Linked DNA regions of Mus musculus: all the other regions are linked to region 2. A link is a loop called in an ENCODE intact Hi-C map of the cell type or tissue named here. Cell type or tissue: left cerebral cortex. All regions are shown on one strand. Each heading gives the region's core, and the rest is flanking DNA. Links, peaks and the distances in the headings are about the cores only.

Region 1 (5,895 bases), core at 303-5,302, 89 kb after region 2:
CCTTCCAAGTTAAAGTTTCTGTTTACAGTAAGACAGTTAAGGATAAGTTGTTTCTCCTGTGTTAAAGTCTTTGCAAGTTAAGGTTTCTATTTGTAATTAAGAATAAGTTTCTCTGAAGAACCAGGCTTGATTTGGTACCACTGAGATGATGACCTGAGACCCCCACTGGAAATCTCCAATCTTTTGAAAAAACCCGGAAGTGAGGAGTGTGCACGAATGCTGAATGTTTGGGAATGGGAGGATGAGTGAGGCTTGAAAACACCACACTGAAAATCCTGCCACAGCCAACAGCAGCAGCCCTGTTAGACATGAGCTAAGTAAGCACTGAGTTTGTAGAAAACATAACATCAGCCATCTTGGAATAGAGAAACAATGGATTTACTTACTTATGAAAAACAAAAAAGCTGTCTCTTCCCAGGGAAGGCTAGAACTAGCTTTCCTGTCTTGGCCGGTGCCGAATGGGTGACTGATTTGGGAGAGGAGGACCTGGGTTCACCTGTGGGGCTGTGTTGTGAAAGGCAGCCTGGCCCCTGCTACTGAGGAGAAAGATGGAGCCCGGGTCTTGAGCCCACCTTCACTGTACCGTAGCACTTGGTACTGTCTATGTGCCCTTGAGAAGGCGCGTGGGGGATTTCACAGTCTGAGAATGAGTGTGTGTGAGTGAGGCGGTACCCACATTCTCAACTTCAAGTCATTGCAGTTTCTTTTTCCCAGAAAACAAAGGGGTTTGATGTTGCATTTCATAAACTAACTGAAGTTCTGGAGTTAGAGGATATAGAAATATAAAAGTACAGTTGTTACAAAGTAAATGCAGACTTCAAAGACAGAAAAAGCCACAACCCAAACCAAAATTTAAATGCTTGAAATTGGCATCATAAACAAGCTCTCTCCTGACTTGTATTGTGGCAGTCGGAATGCCCCCAGAAAACTGTGCCAAAGAGTTTAGAAAAAAAATGTACAATAAAAGCAAATACACTCGAAGCCGGGCGTGGTAGCGCACGCCTTTAATCCCAGCACTTGGGAGGCAGAGGCAGGCGGATTTCTGAGTTCGAGGCCAGCCTGGTCTACAAAGTGAGTTCCAGGACAGCCAGGGCTATACAGAGAAACCCTGTCTCGAAAAACAAAAAAAAACCAACCAAACAAACAAAAGCAAACAAACAAAAAAGAATAAGTTTCTGTTTCTTAGGTCTGATGTAAACTGCAAAACAAGTTTTCAGCCTAGCTAAACTTGGGATTCACATGACATATACTCTGACCCTTGACTCTTCCCTTTCACTGTATCTAACAATTCGCTCACATCTCGCCCATAAAACGGACCTCAAGCGACCGGCAGCGGTGAGACAGGTGGTTGGCCAGTCCTGGTGTACCCCAAAATTGCTCCAATTGGACAATCATGGATTTGGTCTTTTTAACTTAATATTCTTAGTTTTAACACAAGGATAGACAATGCGACCCTGTCTCAGAAAACAAAACTAAACTAAAATTAAAGGAAAGAGTTTTGTTCTTTGTTTTCGAGAAAGGGTTTCTTTGTTGTAGCCTTGGCTGTCTTAGAACTAGCTCTGTAAATAGACCAGGCTGGCCAGGAATTCACAGAAATCCAACTGCCTCTACTTGTGTGCTGGGATTGAAAGCAAGTTCACCACTATGCGCTAAGTGAAAGCATTATCTTTCTTTTTTGACAGGGTTTCACTTTATAGCTCTGGCTGACCTGAAACTTGCTATGTAGACCAGGCTGGCCTCCAACTTAGAAATCCGTCTGCTTCTGCCTCCCAAGTGCTGGGATTAAAGGCGAACGCCAACAGTGCCCGGGTGCATATTCAATTTCTTAAAGAGGTGCGTGTAACACTTGTCCCTGTTTCCAAGGGAGGTTACAGAGGACCTCAATTTTAAAGTCTGCATTTGGCAACATGGTGAGTTCCTGTTTGAGAAAATCAAAGAGGGAAGTGGTGAAGCAGAAAGAAACGAAAGCATCCCGCCAGGCTCCTAGGGCTGCATGCAACTGGAGGTGTGGAATAAACCGGAGGTTTGAAACTTGTAGGTGTATCCACCCAGGCCTAGGAGCAATGACACATCATGCCTCGGGACCTCCAGGTGGCTTTCGGTCTTCCTAGCCGGCTGCTCCACCCTTCTCCACTGCCGTCCCGCCACACACCCTCCGGCCTTCACCTGCCTGCCTCCTGTACAGCCGGCCCGGCCGCGCCCTAGGTCCCGAGACAACTTGGTCAGAGCCGCCGCCCCACCAGCCAAGCGCAGCCCCGGAAGCAGAACGAGGCGAGAGGGCGCGCCCGGGTCCGCGCCGGACAGCTCTCATTGGCCTTCTCGGCTGCCAGTCCCCGCTCTTCTTTTCTCTCTCTGCACCGCCCTCTTGGAACGGCTGCCGGGCGGGGACTTCCGGTTTGGGCGGAGCGGCGGGCCGAGGGCGGGGCCGTGTGGAGGAGGAAGCAGGCCAGGCCGGGCGGCGGCTCACCAGGACGAACCATGGACAGCCAGGGCAGGAAGGTGGTGGTGTGCGACAACGGCACTGGGGTAAGGCCCGGCGGGGCGGCCGCGTGTGTGTGCGGGGTGCGCGCGGGCCCCTCGGCTGCGCGGCTGGGCTTCGGGGGCGCGGGCAGGCGCGCGGGCGGGCGAGCTCTCGGGGGGCGCCGGCCGGCCCGGAGCCGGTGGCCCGGAGCTAGGCTACCCGCGCTGCACCCGAAGGCGGCGGAACCTGTCCCCGCGCGCTCGCAAGCATCCGCCGGCGTGCCGAGAGATGGGTCTAGACGGTGAGAGGCCCTGTCCCTCGGTGGCGAGGAGGTCTCCATTTCCGAGGCTCGCCTGTGTTCGTCCATACAAGACCTAGCGGCCTTCCTCTTCCTGTGTAGCGAAAGATGCCGAATGCGAGGCAGGAAACGGGTTCCGCAGAGAAAAGAGGAAGTGCTGTCAGGCCCCGGGCCGCGGCTGGAGTCTGCCCCGGGAGAGCGTGTGGGCTGTCCTTGTCGTCTGTGGTTTTGAGAGAGGGGGATGGTCAGCAGCTCCTGCTTCACCTCTTGCTTTGCATGCCGCCCTATTATAGACCTAGGACCTCTCAAGTAAATTCTAGTGGGAAGTTGGATCATTTCTGGTTCCTCCTCTGCTTCATTTTTTTTTTCTGTTAAGTACAGGATAGACACGTTAGTCTTGAAGATGCTAAAAATGTCAAAATAAGCCTAAAGTTCTGATTCAGAAAACTCGTTGCAACTGGTTTCTTTCTATCCCCAGTTAAAAGGGTGGAGCATCAAAGTTCCAGTTTTGAAGATGCAACTGTTTCTGACTCCTTTAGCGATTTGCAACATTTTGTGACTTTTCTCCTCTCTGCCACAGAGACGACACACAAATTAAAATAGATTTTACTTGAATTACACCTTTGAAGCCAGATTGTTGAAAGGGGAAGGAGCTGGTATTCACTGCCATTATAGTGCCCTTGGTTGAATTTGTTACAAACTTTGACAATTATTGTACTAGCTTCATTTAAGCTAAATCTGGGCTAGAATAGGATAGGTAACAATACAAAGGGACATCCATACCACTGCTGTGGTAACAGCCCTAAGATTCAGTAACTTAAAGGTTTTTAAGCAACCCCATTTATGTGCTCATTAGAGATATTTATATTTGCAGACTTCATGAAGGGATACATAAAATGCATCTCATTTTTTGAGATAAAGGATAAAGCAGTGAGGGAAATGGTACAATTTTATAAAGCTTCTAAATTATCAGGAAAAAGGTTTTTAAAGCAAAGCCTGTATTGTTACACTATATTTAAGCTAAATTATAAATGCTAAACTTTTCAGAAATTCTTATAAAAGTACTTATTAAAAAAAAAAAGTATCTTACTACCAAAGAGACGTCTCAGCAGTTAGGAGCACTGGTTGTTCTTGCTGAGAACCCAAGTTTGATGCCTAACATCTGTGTGGCAGCTCACAGCTATTCTGTAATTCTAGTTCAAGTGTATTCAGTGCTCTTTTCTGGCCTCTGTGGGTACTAGGCATACATGTGATACATATACAAACACTCAAGTAAACAGACATAACACTTAAAGTAACAGTGTCTTAAAAGTGTTTTAAAAAGGGCTGAAGTGATGGCATACATCTTTTATGCCAACACTTGGGAGGCAGAAACCGGCAAATCCCCATGGCTACATAGGGAGACTCCATCCATTTTTATTTTTTTTTTTTTAAATCTGTTTCTTAGGATAAAAAGATCAGCTACTATGGCATAAGTGAAAGGAGATGATTTTAAAAAAAGTTTTATGCCAGGTGTGGTGGCGCGCCCCTTTAATTCCAGCACTTGGGAGGCAGAGGCAGGCGGATTTCTGAGTTCGAGGCCAGCCTGATCTACAAAGTGAGTTCCAGGACAGCCAAGGATACACAGAGAAAAAAGTTTTATATCTATTTTTGTAATTATTTATAAACTTTATTCACTTTTTTTGTAGATATGTTTGACTGTGAATGAAATAGTCGGATCCTCATATACATCAGCTAGTTCTGATTTAAATCGTAACGCAGTTAGGAATATTGTGATGTCTTTTAAGAAAACTTGACGACTAATAGCTACTTAGATTTTGGGTTGTTTCTTAACTATTTATTCTTCTTTGTTCATCTTAGTTTTACTTAGGTACCTGAAGTTATAATGATGCCTTTACAATTAAATATTAGAGAAGACATTAAGACTTGATTTTTTAAAACAGTAATAGAAAAGGGGTTGGGGAGATGGCTCAGTGGATAAGCACCTGACTGAATCTCCAGGACCCACGTGGAGTGGAGCTGGCACTGTAACACCAGTGCTTCCACCACAAGGTGGGAGACAGAGAAAGGAGAACCCCAGGAAGTTTTTGGGCAAGCTAGAGCTGTATGCAGCAGTGGACAGCAAAGGACAGGTGAAAGATGAGGACCAGCACTTGAAGTTGTCCTCTGATTTCCAGATGTGCACCATAGCATACAGTCTCCCCCACTCTGACATATGAATATACTTACCATCTAGTCACACACTCATGGGGGCTGGAGTGGAGCTCAGTTAGTAGAGTGCTTGCCTGATGCTTGAGGAACTGGAGGGTCCATCCCCAGCACTGTACTATCAAATGTACGTACTTGTAATTTCATGGGAGGTAGATACAGAAGCATCTTAAATCCTTAATTAAATGGTGGTTTCATTTACCTTTTGTATACTTTAGATTTTAAAATGTGAGCTATTTAAGAAGGTAGATTGGTTTGTTTTTTATGATGCTAAGGATTATATCCAAGGATTTGGAAGATAAACGTTCTTTCTGAGGTGTACCCCCAGCCCTGAAAAGTTAAAATTAAAGAAAAAAGGTAAAGATTTGTTATATTTTTATATGTATAGGTGTTTTGCCTGCATATATGTATGTATACCACATGCGTGCCTGGTGGCCCAAGGGAGGTTAATCCTCTGGTACTGAACTTAGAGATGATTTTGAGGTACCACGTGGGTACTGGGACTGGATGCTGGATCCTTTGCAAAAGCAAATGCTCTTAACCACATCTCTTCAGCCCCAAGAAATTAAGGTTTTAAATGTTCTTTTGATGACCTAGATGCTTGATCCACTCTCTTTTCCTATTATCCATAACTAGACTCTTGTCTCAGTAGCCCAGAGAAGGAAACCTGCTTTTTAGAATAGGGCTTTGAAAGTGGGCATTTAGGTAAAAAGTCTGCATACCTCTTTTATTTATTTGTTTGTTTGTTTGTTTGTTTATTTATTTATTTATTGTTTTTTGAGACAGGGTTTCTCTGTATAGCCAGGGCTATCCTGGAACTCACTCTGTAGACCAGGCTGGCCTTGAACTCAGAAATCCTCCTGCCTCTGCTTCCCAAGTGCTGGGACTAAAGGCATGAGCCACCACTGCCCAGTCCATCTGGATACCT
Region 2 (5,895 bases), core at 253-5,252:
AGAGCTGGGATGACATCACAATGAGATCTTGTCTTAAAACTAAGGGAGGAGAAAAAAATTCTTCTTGCTATTTATTAGCCATTCCTCTTCCTTTTCCCTCCTGAAAAGCCTTCCGTGCTTCACTTCTATGCTAATAATTCTCTTTTTCACCCTGCTTGTTTAGATTATTGGGGGAGGGATATATGTGGAGAGACCAGAGAACAACCTGCAGGAACCAGTTCTCTCCTTCCAAAGATGGAACTCATAAAGGTGGCAGATGCCTTCGTCTGCTGAACTACCTTACTGGTACCCTGGGGTAAGTTTCTTACTTGTCTCTTCTATAACAATCTTCCAAAACCCAACAGCCAACCAGAACAAGTGACTCCCCTAAAACCACACTGATCTGATCCATGTTGCACATCTGCATGCAGTATCTCCTAATATTTGACATGGATAGAATCTAGTCTGTATGTTACATCACAGGCCCCTTGAGGCTAAGGCTCACACTCCGAAGTCCAAGCTTACATTAAAATGATTTACTCTACTTACAGCATGATCTGGATGGAGAGCTGTCCAAAACATCTTTTATGTACTCATGAACCACACTACTTACTACTTTAGTAGGCAGTAAAAAATGACTTTTTATACTACTTTATAAAAAGAGAAACAACGTCTGAGTAACATCAAATTTTTGTTGCTTAGTTAAATCTCTTACAGTATTAAAAAATAAACACATAACATGGGCTGGAGAGATCAAGTAGTAGTTAAGAATATGTATTGTTCTTGCAGAAAACTCTAGTTCCATTCCTAGCATCCACATCAGCTGGTCACAAGTACTCTTAACTCCAGCTCCAGGAGGTGTCTCTAACCTCAGCAGTCCTCAATCTGTAAGTGGCAACCCCTTTGGGTGTCAAAGGACCCTTTCACAGGGGTCACATACCAGATATCCTATATCAGCTGTTTACATTACAATTCATACAGTATCGAAATTACAGTTATGAAGTAGCAATGAAAATGTTATGGATAGGGGTCGCCACAACATGAAGAATTGCATTGAAAGGTCGTAGCATTAGGAAATTTGAGAAGCATAATAAAAATACTTAAATACACACCTAACAAATATAGGAATCTCCTCAAATAGAACAGGAATTTCAAATAGAAATTAGAAACCTTCCTAATATAACAAATTCATCTTCTTTTTGGTTTCCACAAAAATCTAATTAGGACCCCCAATTCAACTTTGCTTAACTAAACTAATTTTGCCCTGGGAGAGGGGCTGCAAACACAGCACCTGTGTCTCCATGTGAACTGTTCCCAACTTTTTCAAGTACAGAAGCCTGGCCAAGCACATAGCTCTGTGGATACAGTGCCTATCTGAGTTCAATCCCTGAAGCCACAAAGGAAGAATAAGCTCCCAAAAGTTGTCCCCTGACCTCTGAAGCAAGCAAGGTGACACCTGTGCACCTGCAATCACAGGCATCACACACACAATAAAAAAAAGTATGTAAAATTCTACCAAGATACTAAGACCTCTGCTTAACACAAACGGAAAAACCATTTCAGTATTAAACCAGTCTTAGAAAACCTGAACTTAGAATGTCTTTTGCAAGAGTCATGTGACACGCACATGACAAGTCAGCCGAGCTGATGGTTGGACCTTTCATGGGGGCACACTTAGCGGTAACTGACCAAAGCAACAAATAAAGCCCAGCTTTTACGGCAATAGTGATTTCTCTTATTAAAAACCAACAAAAATCCCTCTCCCTTAAAGATTTCTGACACTAAAGTATAATAAAAATGGCATCTCTTAAAGTTATTTTCATATATGGAAACCATAGGAGAATTTTGGGTTCAAAGAGAGAGCCTAACAATGTCTATCCAAGAAAGGAGAAGCGCAGTTCCCATGAAAGGTGCCAGGTGTGTCACATCTGCTACAGTGACTTCTTGAGTAAGCAAGAAAAAGGAATGCATTAACTTTTCATGACACGTCATGGAACCTCATTTCCTATCTACAGGCATTCAAGCAGGTAATCTAAAACCTACATACAACTCTATCATCAAAGGCCCCATTAGTTTCTTTTCAAAACTGTCTGCAAACTTGTACTTTAACTTGGTGGTACCAGGAAGACATTTCTAGTTTATTTTTAGTTCAGTTTTGTTCTTCTTTTTCTTCTTCTTAACCTACTGGAGACAAAAGGTGACTGGGAGACTCATGTCTCCCCTAAACCAAAAATTTCACAAATGTCCAGGATTTTGTAAGGGTCACGTCTCACAAGTCTCACAGAACTCTCCCAGGAGACAAGCCCAAAAGAAAACTAAACATTATAAATAGCTCCTCACCATCTCCTCATCCCCCTCAAGCCCACGCAGTCCCAAGAAGCATCCATATTACCTAAAACCCAACAGGGAGAGAGCTCTAACAAGCTCGGGATTTACAAGTAAAGCCGACGCTGACAGCTCCGCAGAGCCGGCGCAGGGTCTGACAGTGCCCTCTAGCAGAGCTCTCCCACCTACCTCCCCTTAAAACCAAGTCCTCCTCCAGCCGTCACTGCCTCCAGAGACGCGCCCCTCCTGGCTACTGTCCGAGGCCCTCTCCCCAACGCCCAGCCGCGGCACCTAGCTCCCCGCCGGCTGCGGTCGGGACCCGGCCCGCAGGCCCGACCCCTCCCCGCTGCGCTGCGGCCCTCGGCCTTCAGACAATGGGGCCCTCAGGCTGCTCCGTCTCCTTCGCCCGGCCGACCTTCCCGGCGCTGCGCAGCGAACCTCCCGGCGGCCCTCACCCCCGGCCGGCCGCTCTCACCCCGGCCCGCCCCGGCTCTCCTGCACTCACTATTCGGGATTCATGCTGGACATGTCACTGCAGCTGCCGCCGCCGCCGCCGCCACCACCGCCCTTGCTGACGCAGCCGCCGCCCCAACTCTCCGCGCCACAGGTAATGGAAAGGGAGGAATGAGCTAAGCTGTTCCGGTAGAGCAAACGTCGACCCCACTCCGACCCTTAGAACACAATCAGCAGCCGCCGCCACTCAGTGATCGCTTCCACCCAAAATGGCCGCCGGCGAACCAGGAACTGGGGAAGCCTAGGCCAAGGGGCCTGGCGCGGCCCAGAGGGCGGCAGCGTCGCGGGGCACGCTGGGAAAGAGAGTCATGAGCACACCGCGCGCTGGGCAGCCCGACCGGGCCGAGGGCTGTCTGCACTCAGCTTCCCACTAGGCCCCGCGCCCTGAACGCATGCGCACTTTCGAGCTTGTAGCCCGCCCCGTCCCGATTCCCTCACCCCCACACCCCGCCCTTCCTGCTCCCCTCCCCGCTGGCCTGCTGGCTAGGACTTCGCTCGGACTCCCCCTAGCGGATTGGCTAAGGCCGACCGGGCTGTGTTGATGTCATCAGTGAGACGTGGCAGCAGGGCGAGTCGGTGCCCCATCGGGAGGGGAGGAGGAAGGAACTCGGCGGAGGGCGGTGCCGCAGCAGAGGGGGAGGGGGCTCCCAGGAAGCCTGGGACAGTGAGGAGGGGTGGAGACAGCTTGACGAGCTCTGCTCAGGCAAGACCACAGGGGCCATCACCATCAGGGTCTGAGGCTGCTCTAAGGACAGCAGGAAACTCAAGCGGCCTCTGTAGACCTTGCGCTTTCTCACTCACCCGACTCCTTCTCTAATTTTTTTTTTTTTTTTTTTACCGTTTTACTCTAGCAACTTGATGTTGCAATAGCTGCAAATGGACCCTGTTCTAGTCTCTCTTCTGCTCACACAGCCAGATTTCCCTGTCTGAAACTGCTCCTCCATCTCGACCTCCAACCTTTAACATTGTGCTGTTGAGACACAGGCTAAAGTCAGCCTTAACCAGTCTTCTCCTCCTACTTGAGGCCTAGACTTAAAAGTTGAATTGTTTTCCGGGATAGGGTTGGGTTGGGTTGGGTTGTTAAGTTTTGTTTTTGTTTTTTTTGAGGGGGGGGGGTTGCAGTTGCTTTTGCTGCTCTTTGTTTTTTATTAGTACTAATTCTGTGTCCGTCTGCACAACTGGGCAGTAATAAGTATTTTTTTTTAAGCCATGAAACTCTTCAGTACGGACTCCAGAACTAATATTAATACATTTTTTTAGACCTAATGGTGTCAACTTTAATCAGCTCAGGAATTTAAATCTCCGCTAAACTTTAACGCATTATCTTGCGTTATTTATTACAAAGGGCATAGTATAATACACTGACCAAAGTTTATCTTCCAACTTGTTCTAAGCAAGAATATTATCTCCTGGGGCCAACTGTAGATTTACTTTTAATTTCTGAATTTCTGTGACATCAAAATATGCAAAAGAGGCTGTTCTCATGACTAACCATATACTCAGAACATATTTACACATCCCTCTGGCGTTCCTCCGTGTGTCCTGACAGCCTCATCAGACCACACATACATAGTTTTGGGAGTTTTCTTGTTATTGTCTGGGTTTTGGTTTTTGGTTTTCTGAGGCAGAGTTTCTCTGTGTAGCCCTAGCTGTCCTGGAACTCCCTCTGTAGACCAGGCTGGCCTCGAACTCAGTGTTTCCCTGGCCTCTGCCTCCTGGGTTCTTTTCCATACTAACTTCTGAAATGACCCTAGATGGAGGTTTACAGCCCTGGACCCTAAAGCCCACCATACTTCCTCTTATCATTTCACAGAATAAAAACTCTGAAGTGTCCTAAACTCAATTTTTCAAGCAAAAATTTTGTTGTTATTGTTGTTTTGTTTTGTCTTAGGATTTATCATGTAAGCCAGACATAGCATGCCTTTGACCCCAGCCCTCAGGAGGCAGAGATGGGTGCTTCTCTGTGAGTTTGAAACCAGCCTGGTCTACATAGCAAGTTCCAGAACAGAGCTACATAGTGAACCTCTGTCCCAACACCCACCCCAAATCTGTCATTTAATTTTATGTATGAGTGTCTCTTGCCTGTGTGTGTATGTGTGTGTGTGGTGTGCCATGCATGTGCCTCTTGGCCTCAAAGCCCAGAATAGGGCATTTGATACTCTGAAACGTGAGTTATAGTTGGTTATGCTGGGTTCTGGGAACTGAAAACAGGTCCTCAGCAAGAACAAAAAGTGTCCTTACCAGAGAAGCCATCTCTCCAGCCCTAGCTGGGGTTTTATTACTGATATTTTAATATAGACTTAAACATAAAGATTAAGGAAGAAAGCAGACACTCAGAAAGAAAAACACTATGGAGTGCACTACCCCCATACATACAGATACTACCACCAAAACTCCATTTTTTAAATCTCTGTCTCTTTGGAGATAAATTTGCTCCACTTTCATTGACTATTTCATTTCCCAACAAATTATCTTCTAGTAACCTTTAACCTAGCTGACAAACAGAACAATGTGAAGTATATGTAACAGTTCTTCCTTGACACCCCAAAGCCTGACTGTACCTGTGTATGTGGAGGACAGAAAAATTCATATCTTAGTTACTGTGCTACAGTAAGAAAATAAATGAGCGGCTGTCGTGACTGTGGAGTAATGAGTGCCCGCTTCCTACACCCCTACTGCATCAAGGGTGTTATTGAGATTAAGATTCCTTCTCGGGCTGGTGAGATGGCTCAGTGGTTAAGAGCGCCGACTGCTCTTCCAAAGGTCCTGAGTTCAAATCCCAGCAACCACATGGTGGCTCACAACCATCCATAACAAAAATCTGATGCCCTCTTCTGGAGTGTCTGAAGACAGCTACAGTGTGCTTACATATAATAAATAAATATTTAAAAAAAAAAAAAAAAAAAGATTCCTTCTCATGGGCAGTACATGTCAAGGGACACATTCCAGGGCAGAGATGTGTAGGTGTTGGGGGGTACGTGTCAGAGCATACATGTGAGGACAGAGAACAAGTTCCAGGACTTGATTGTCTCAGCAAATGGATCCTGAGATTTAGCTCAGAATACCAGGCAACAAGCA
Region 3 (5,895 bases), core at 303-5,302, 440 kb before region 2:
CAGATCCCTTGGAACTAGCATTATGAATGGTTGTAAGCCATCATGTGGGTGCTAGGAACTGAACCCAGGTCCTCTGGGAGAGTAGCCAATGTTCTTAACCTCTGAGCCATCTCTCCATCCATACCCACCCCAATGTACTACTTTTGAAGAAAAAAGGAGCCAAGAGGGAAGAGAAGGCTCCCAAGAGAACACCCGAGATTTCTCATCTGCATCTGGTGCTGCCAGAGGCCTAGGCTCTTGACTTGTAACAGTTTCCCTTGAGTGAGTAGCAGGGGAAAGCATGTTCCTAACTCAATCAACTGTGTGGTAGAATTCAGTCTCAGAGACAGACCGGGAGGGGCAGTAAAAGCCCAATAAGGGAAAATTCCTTCTGGCAAGTGAATATAACCTCCAGCTGAATAGAGACCTATTATCCCAGTTGTGCCTAGCCAATCACCTAGTCCTCGGACCACCTCTAGGAAAGTCAGCTCACACCTTTAATCCTAGCACTGGGCAGGCAGATCTCTATGAGTTCAAGGCCAGCCTGGTCTACATAGGGAGTTCCTAGCTGGCCAGGGTTAACTACATGGTGAGAGCCTGTCTCAAACAGCCAAAAAGATAGGTAGAAGACTCTATTTCTCTTAATGAGATACTGTACTCTTCTTTGTCATTCCTGCCCTCAGCCTAGTCCGTCCTGGCCACCACGAGATCACTGGGTCTGCTGCCATTTCTGAGGCCTAAGTCACAAAGACACTCTTCCTCTTCTCTCCCTCTCCCTCCCTCTCTCTCAGATGCTGGTCAGAAGCTAAGGATGCTCTTGTCTGATACCTGGGCTTCCTCATTCTTCCTAAAGCCTTCCTCCCTGCCTCGTGGCTCCTTGCTCTCCCGAGGAGAGGCGTTGTCCCTTCTCTCCTTTCCCCTCCTGTGGGTAGCTGTCAATGACCCCACCCTGGGGGTTTTCTTTTAACTCTAGCTGAACTCATTCTCACATTCTTTTATTAGTGAGAGTGAGACCCCTCCCAGGGGCAACCCCAGTTGCACTTTGTCAACAGTGGCTAAAGTGGGGCTGGAGAGAAATTGTGCAGAAACAATTTCTGAAATGGAATTTTCTCTGTTCCTTATCCTGCTTTTGAAGTGAGCTTCTGTCCTCGACAGAACACTAGCCTGGCCTTCCCTGCAGTATGGCAGTGAGGAAAAACCCCATCTTGCGTTAATGGGAAACCATACTGGCTTAGATAGCTTTCCACACGTAACACACCACACCCAGAAGAACACAGCACACTAAGAAACCTGCTCATGGCTAAGCTTTTAAAGCCCAACTTCCCCTCAAGGCACAAGAAAGAGACCAGAAAGACTGAACTGCTAAGGAAGTGGTGGTCAGGGATGCTGGCACAATCCTAAGGGAAGCTACAAGAAACAGAGCAGCCTCCCTGTCCTGGGCTGTCGCCAGGCAGGAAGGTACATGATGGGGGCAGGGGTTGGGGGTGGGGGTGGGGGGTGGCATCAGGCAATCTTCAGACACCAGTGGCAGTCCCTGGCCCAGGGGAGCAACAGTCCGACAGGGCGAGAAGCTCTGCCACTTACAAACAGGGAAAGACAACAGCACCCCACCCCTTTCCACCCATGCTAGTGACAGACCGTGAGGCCGTCGGGATCTGGAAGGTCTTATTTTTAAACTAAAGCCTACCCAGGGTTTCAGAGGTCTCTGCAGTAACATCCATGCTAATTGGTAAGTAAGACAAAGCCTCCCTAACAAATCAGCACAGTAATTACAAAGCCACTCTCCAGATCAGGCAGTCCCCGCGCTCACTCTGCCTGCTGTAACCTGACACCCACCGTGGCTCCACTCAGTCAGGCCCTCGGGCCAACCCTGCCCACCCAGCCAGCTGCAAACTCTCTGCCCCTCCAGAGGGCCACCATACCATCGGCCAGGATACCAGGCTCTGTGCTTATGACACAACTTTACCATGTGGGGTTGTTTTCTAATGTCTACAATCAACAAATTTTATCATTCCTCTTAGGATTTTCACTATCAGCTAAATTGGATACAATTTCTAACGCTGGCTTATCAAACATAATCGTTTCACGTGAAAACAAATGGAATTTTAACAGGCGACAACCAATTACACTGAGTAAACAAGAGTCAACTTTTAGAAGTGAATGTTTCTTTAGAATGACGAAAAGAGAGATAAGGAAGAATAAAGTATGTCTTAATTGCAAAAATCTGAAAAGCAAAAATGGCTTTTAAAGCCTGTCAGCAGTGGGATGTGTTTCTAATAGCCACTTGCTGGCTTTCTGTCCCCTGGAAATTTTAGGTTGCAACCCCAATGAATTGAGGATACCAGCCATCTTCTAAGGCTGACGATGGAACTGCTAACAAGTCCTCTATTTCACCCCAGAATTCTGGCTTAAAGCAATGTCTAAACTTACAGTTTCACAGATACAACATGATTTGAGGCCTCAATTTGGCTAGAAAACACACCAGAATGGTCATGTAGATAAAACAAAATCAACAGAATGTTGGTTCCTTTAGAGCTGGGTAATGAGCACTGCACTTTGACTTCTGAGTCTGTCTGGAATTTTCCATAAAAGTTAAACAATACATCACTATATATTAAAAAAAAAAAAGACCAAAAACAAACAAAAAAATTCTGTACACGTAAAAACCAAATGAAATAGGCACAGCAAATTTCTTACATGAGAATTACACTAACTCTATAAGCATGTTTACACAGATGAATGAGTGTTTTATGTAAACAAGCATGCCCAATGCAAATTGGAATCCTATAAACATCGGCAGCACCACATCTACCACAAGGGGGCGCCACAGAGCAGCAAGGCATCTTCCAACTCCATGTCAGTTCCTACCTACAGAGTTCTCAAAGCATTTACATTTCCAAATTCCATCTTCTATTCAGGTGTTCACATGGCAATGCTGAATGCTAGAAGCCTTACCAAGCTCCAACTAAATTATATAATGTTATGGTACAACCTTTTATTGCTTGTATATAAGTAACACCATGGTTAGGATCTCTGGAGGATTACTGAAGAGAGACACAAAACCAAGCACAAATCCAAGTCATGAAATGTGGACTCAGAGGAGGCAACAGTTCAGATCCAGATCTCCAGTGGGATTCTGAGATTGACTTCTAACCACACAGCCAACCTTCCACATTTACAACCAAAAAGTTTACTAGTATAGTCACTTTCAATAATCCTATTGCATCTTAATAACAGTAAATTACTTCCACACTGAACAATACTTCAGGCAATTATTGGAGGAAATCCTTCATCAGGAACACGGAGGAGAAGCCATTTAATTGTAAAATGTAACACAGTTTTAACCTCAGGGATATACTGAAGCAAGTTACTTTGAGACAGTTGGGATTCTCTCTGGTCAGATTACTAGCTCAGGTTATATGATGCCTGGTCAGTAATAATGCTTCTAACACATGAACTAGTTGCCTTTTTTTCCGTTTGAAAGCCAGTAATTAGAAACATATATATTATAATTATCTGCATTATGATGCTGCTTTATAATCATTTGGTGTCCAGGGTACATCTTCAGCATCCTGAGTCTAAAGTCTCATTAGCATTAAGGAATCTTCAGCTTTGACTTTCCCCAGAGGATTTCCTGCCAGGGAACCTCATCCAGCTTTGCACCTCCCCATTCCCGGGCATAATGAAAATATTTTTTCTCCTGTATTTATAATTGCTTAGATGGGATTCTAGTTTCAATCCTCTTGTAGCATCTTTTCCCCAAAGATACCTTGTTTTTCCCTCACATAAGTGATCCTTAATAAACAATGTCAAGGGAAAATAAAAGACTTAAGTAGAAACCAAAGGATTTGTCAAAAAGCATGTGTGAGTTTTTCTTTCGCTTAAAAAGGTGACCAGGTAAATAACACAGCCATACCAACACAGTAACTTTAAGGCCAATTCAGTGAAAAATCAAACTCCACTTTAGTTCAAACATTTAGTTAAAGGTGGCTTTCCATGTTAGCTAACTAGTTTATCTATAAATTAAACTGAAGAATAGAACCTAAGGATACAACTTCAAGAGATATTTTATGGGAGTGTTTCTTAAGAGTTAAAACATTAAGCTAGGAGAATGGAAGAATAGATGGTGAATCTGAGGCCCATATAAGTAACCTACATATTCAGAATATTTATTGTAATTGCCTTTATAAATTAGGTAGACAGGGGCTAGAGAGATGGCTCTGTGGTTAAGAACACTGGTTGCTCTTCCAAAGGATCTGAGTTTGATTCTCAGCATCCATATAGTGGCTCACAACCATCTGTGACTCCAGTTCCTGGGGATCTAATGTCATCTTCTGGTCTCTTTGGGTACCAGGGGCACAAGTGGTATGAATGAACAGAGCCAAACACCCATATACATAAAATAACAAAATCACTCAAAAATGAAAGAACTAGGCTGGTAAGGTTTTATAAAGTCAATTTAAATTTTGTATCCTATACTTGAATAGTTCACTCATTTGAAAAAAAATAATGAAAATACTAACTAAGCTGGGTGGTGGTGGTGCACACCATTAATCCCAGCACTCTGGAGGCATAGGCAGGAGGATCTCTGTGAGTTTGAGGCCAGCCTGGTCTACAAAAGGAGACAGCCATGACTGCTCAACACAGAGAGACCCTGTCTTAAAAAATAAGGGGCAGGGAGGGAGTCTTGGGGAGGGTAGAAAATATCAACTAAAGGGTAGTGAATACTTTGTAAATATAGTAGCCATTTTTCTAGGCTATTTTGAGATTTTAAATTTCCCCCAAGGACCTTGAATATTCGTAACTTACTGAAATTTAGGCAAAGCCATTTAGCTAAATACAATAAAAATAATTAGAGTGCCATATTAAGTGTAGTAATTATTTATTTCTAAAGAAAATACTTACTAGTTCTACTTCCACTCTCAGGATCTTGTGGAAAGCTTTCAAGCCCATCCAGCTAGCCATCCCTAAGTCTCTTGTCCCACCCGCCTCTTGCTGCTTTAACAAGTAGCAGAGAGGAAACCTCATTTTGGATTTGTAAATCAACTATTGCCACATAGCTAACAATCACTCCCAGGTGAAATACACTTTATTTTATATTTCTGGTCACAGTAAAATAATTTTTTTAAATTAGTATTTCAAGCTTATGCAAGACCCAGGTTCCATCTCCGGCATCACAAAAATCACCTAATTGTTTGCCTGGGGCTTAGCAGTAGTGCCTTCCTAGCTTGCCCAGCACTGAGGAAGAGGGCCACACACAACTTCAAAAAAGCTTCTCTCACCAGAAGAGACAGTAAACAAATCTGCTGAAGCCATAGTACCCACATTTTGTTAGAGAGATTTCTAGGAAAGCAAAGACCCACAGACAAAGGCATGTTTAAGCATAAGGGGAATCTGAAGGGCTTGTGTCAAACAGCTACCACCTGAGCATGTCACTCGTGCGGCTACAACTGTATGCAAGACCTGCTCTGGTACAGAGACGACCTTGGGACTTTGGGATTCTCAGAGTCTATCTTGGGCAATGCTTCTCAACACAGGGTGGGGTGCTCCAGCAGTCTACTCCACGCTCAGGAGCAGCATGGGCTGAAGTGATAAGCAGTTAGGCAGAGGAGAGCAAAGGGCTAGAAGGTGGCTCTGCAGTGAGGGCCTTTCATGTGGCCACCAGGTTTACCAAGCCCACTGTAATCACAGGACTGAGTCCTAGAGTCAGGACCCCTTTCCCTTCACTATTTGAAGTAAAACTCCTTAGAAGGAAAAAAAAAAGTGTGGTTTAGTGGCTTCTTCTCAGTCGGTTAATGAAGGGTTTGAAAGGTAAAAAAGAAAAGCTTCGATCAATTAGGAGACCTGCAAAGCTCCAGTTGTTTGCAGAGAGACAATGGTAGTATTGCAGATGTGAATGAGTTTAAGACCTTAAGT

Evidence for each region. Hi-C counts contacts between places; a loop is a spot of excess contacts. Peaks named below come from ENCODE experiments on the same cell type or tissue, not always from the same donor. Only the 100,000 strongest peaks of a DNase experiment are listed, where the experiment ranks them.
Region 1: it touches region 2 in a loop (4-fold over the local background); 7 of 42 quality-filtered maps call a loop at or near these places.
Region 3: a loop joins it to region 2, with 1.9 times the contacts of the local background. A loop is called at or near these places in 3 of 42 quality-filtered maps.

What each region holds. Positions count from the first base shown.
Region 1 is chr11:20,109,436-20,115,330 of GRCm38, reverse strand. Actr2 (ARP2 actin-related protein 2) reads left to right here and starts at 2,380. Exons shown (of 9, transcript NM_146243.2): 1 at 2,380-2,526. The coding sequence starts at 2,479. In left cerebral cortex, for the core only: no CTCF peak of the experiment used is centred there; DNase peaks (open chromatin) are centred at 2,349 and 2,900; H3K4me3 peaks cover 2,190 bases; H3K27ac peaks cover 1,712 bases.
Region 2 is chr11:20,198,567-20,204,461 of GRCm38, reverse strand. Rab1a (RAB1A, member RAS oncogene family) reads right to left here and starts at 3,050. Exons shown (of 6, transcript NM_008996.4): 1 at 2,810-3,050. The coding sequence starts at 2,832. In left cerebral cortex, for the core only: CTCF peaks have their summits at 3,117 and 3,320; DNase peaks (open chromatin) are centred at 2,524 and 3,266; H3K4me3 peaks cover 2,490 bases; H3K27ac peaks cover 2,161 bases.
Region 3 is chr11:20,635,938-20,641,832 of GRCm38, reverse strand. All of the region lies in intron 1 of Sertad2 (SERTA domain containing 2), which reads right to left. Among named protein-coding and RNA genes, the nearest start is that of Sertad2, 6.9 kb to the right of the region's middle. In left cerebral cortex, for the core only: a CTCF peak has its summit at 2,796 (motif pointing right); a DNase peak (open chromatin) is centred at 2,802.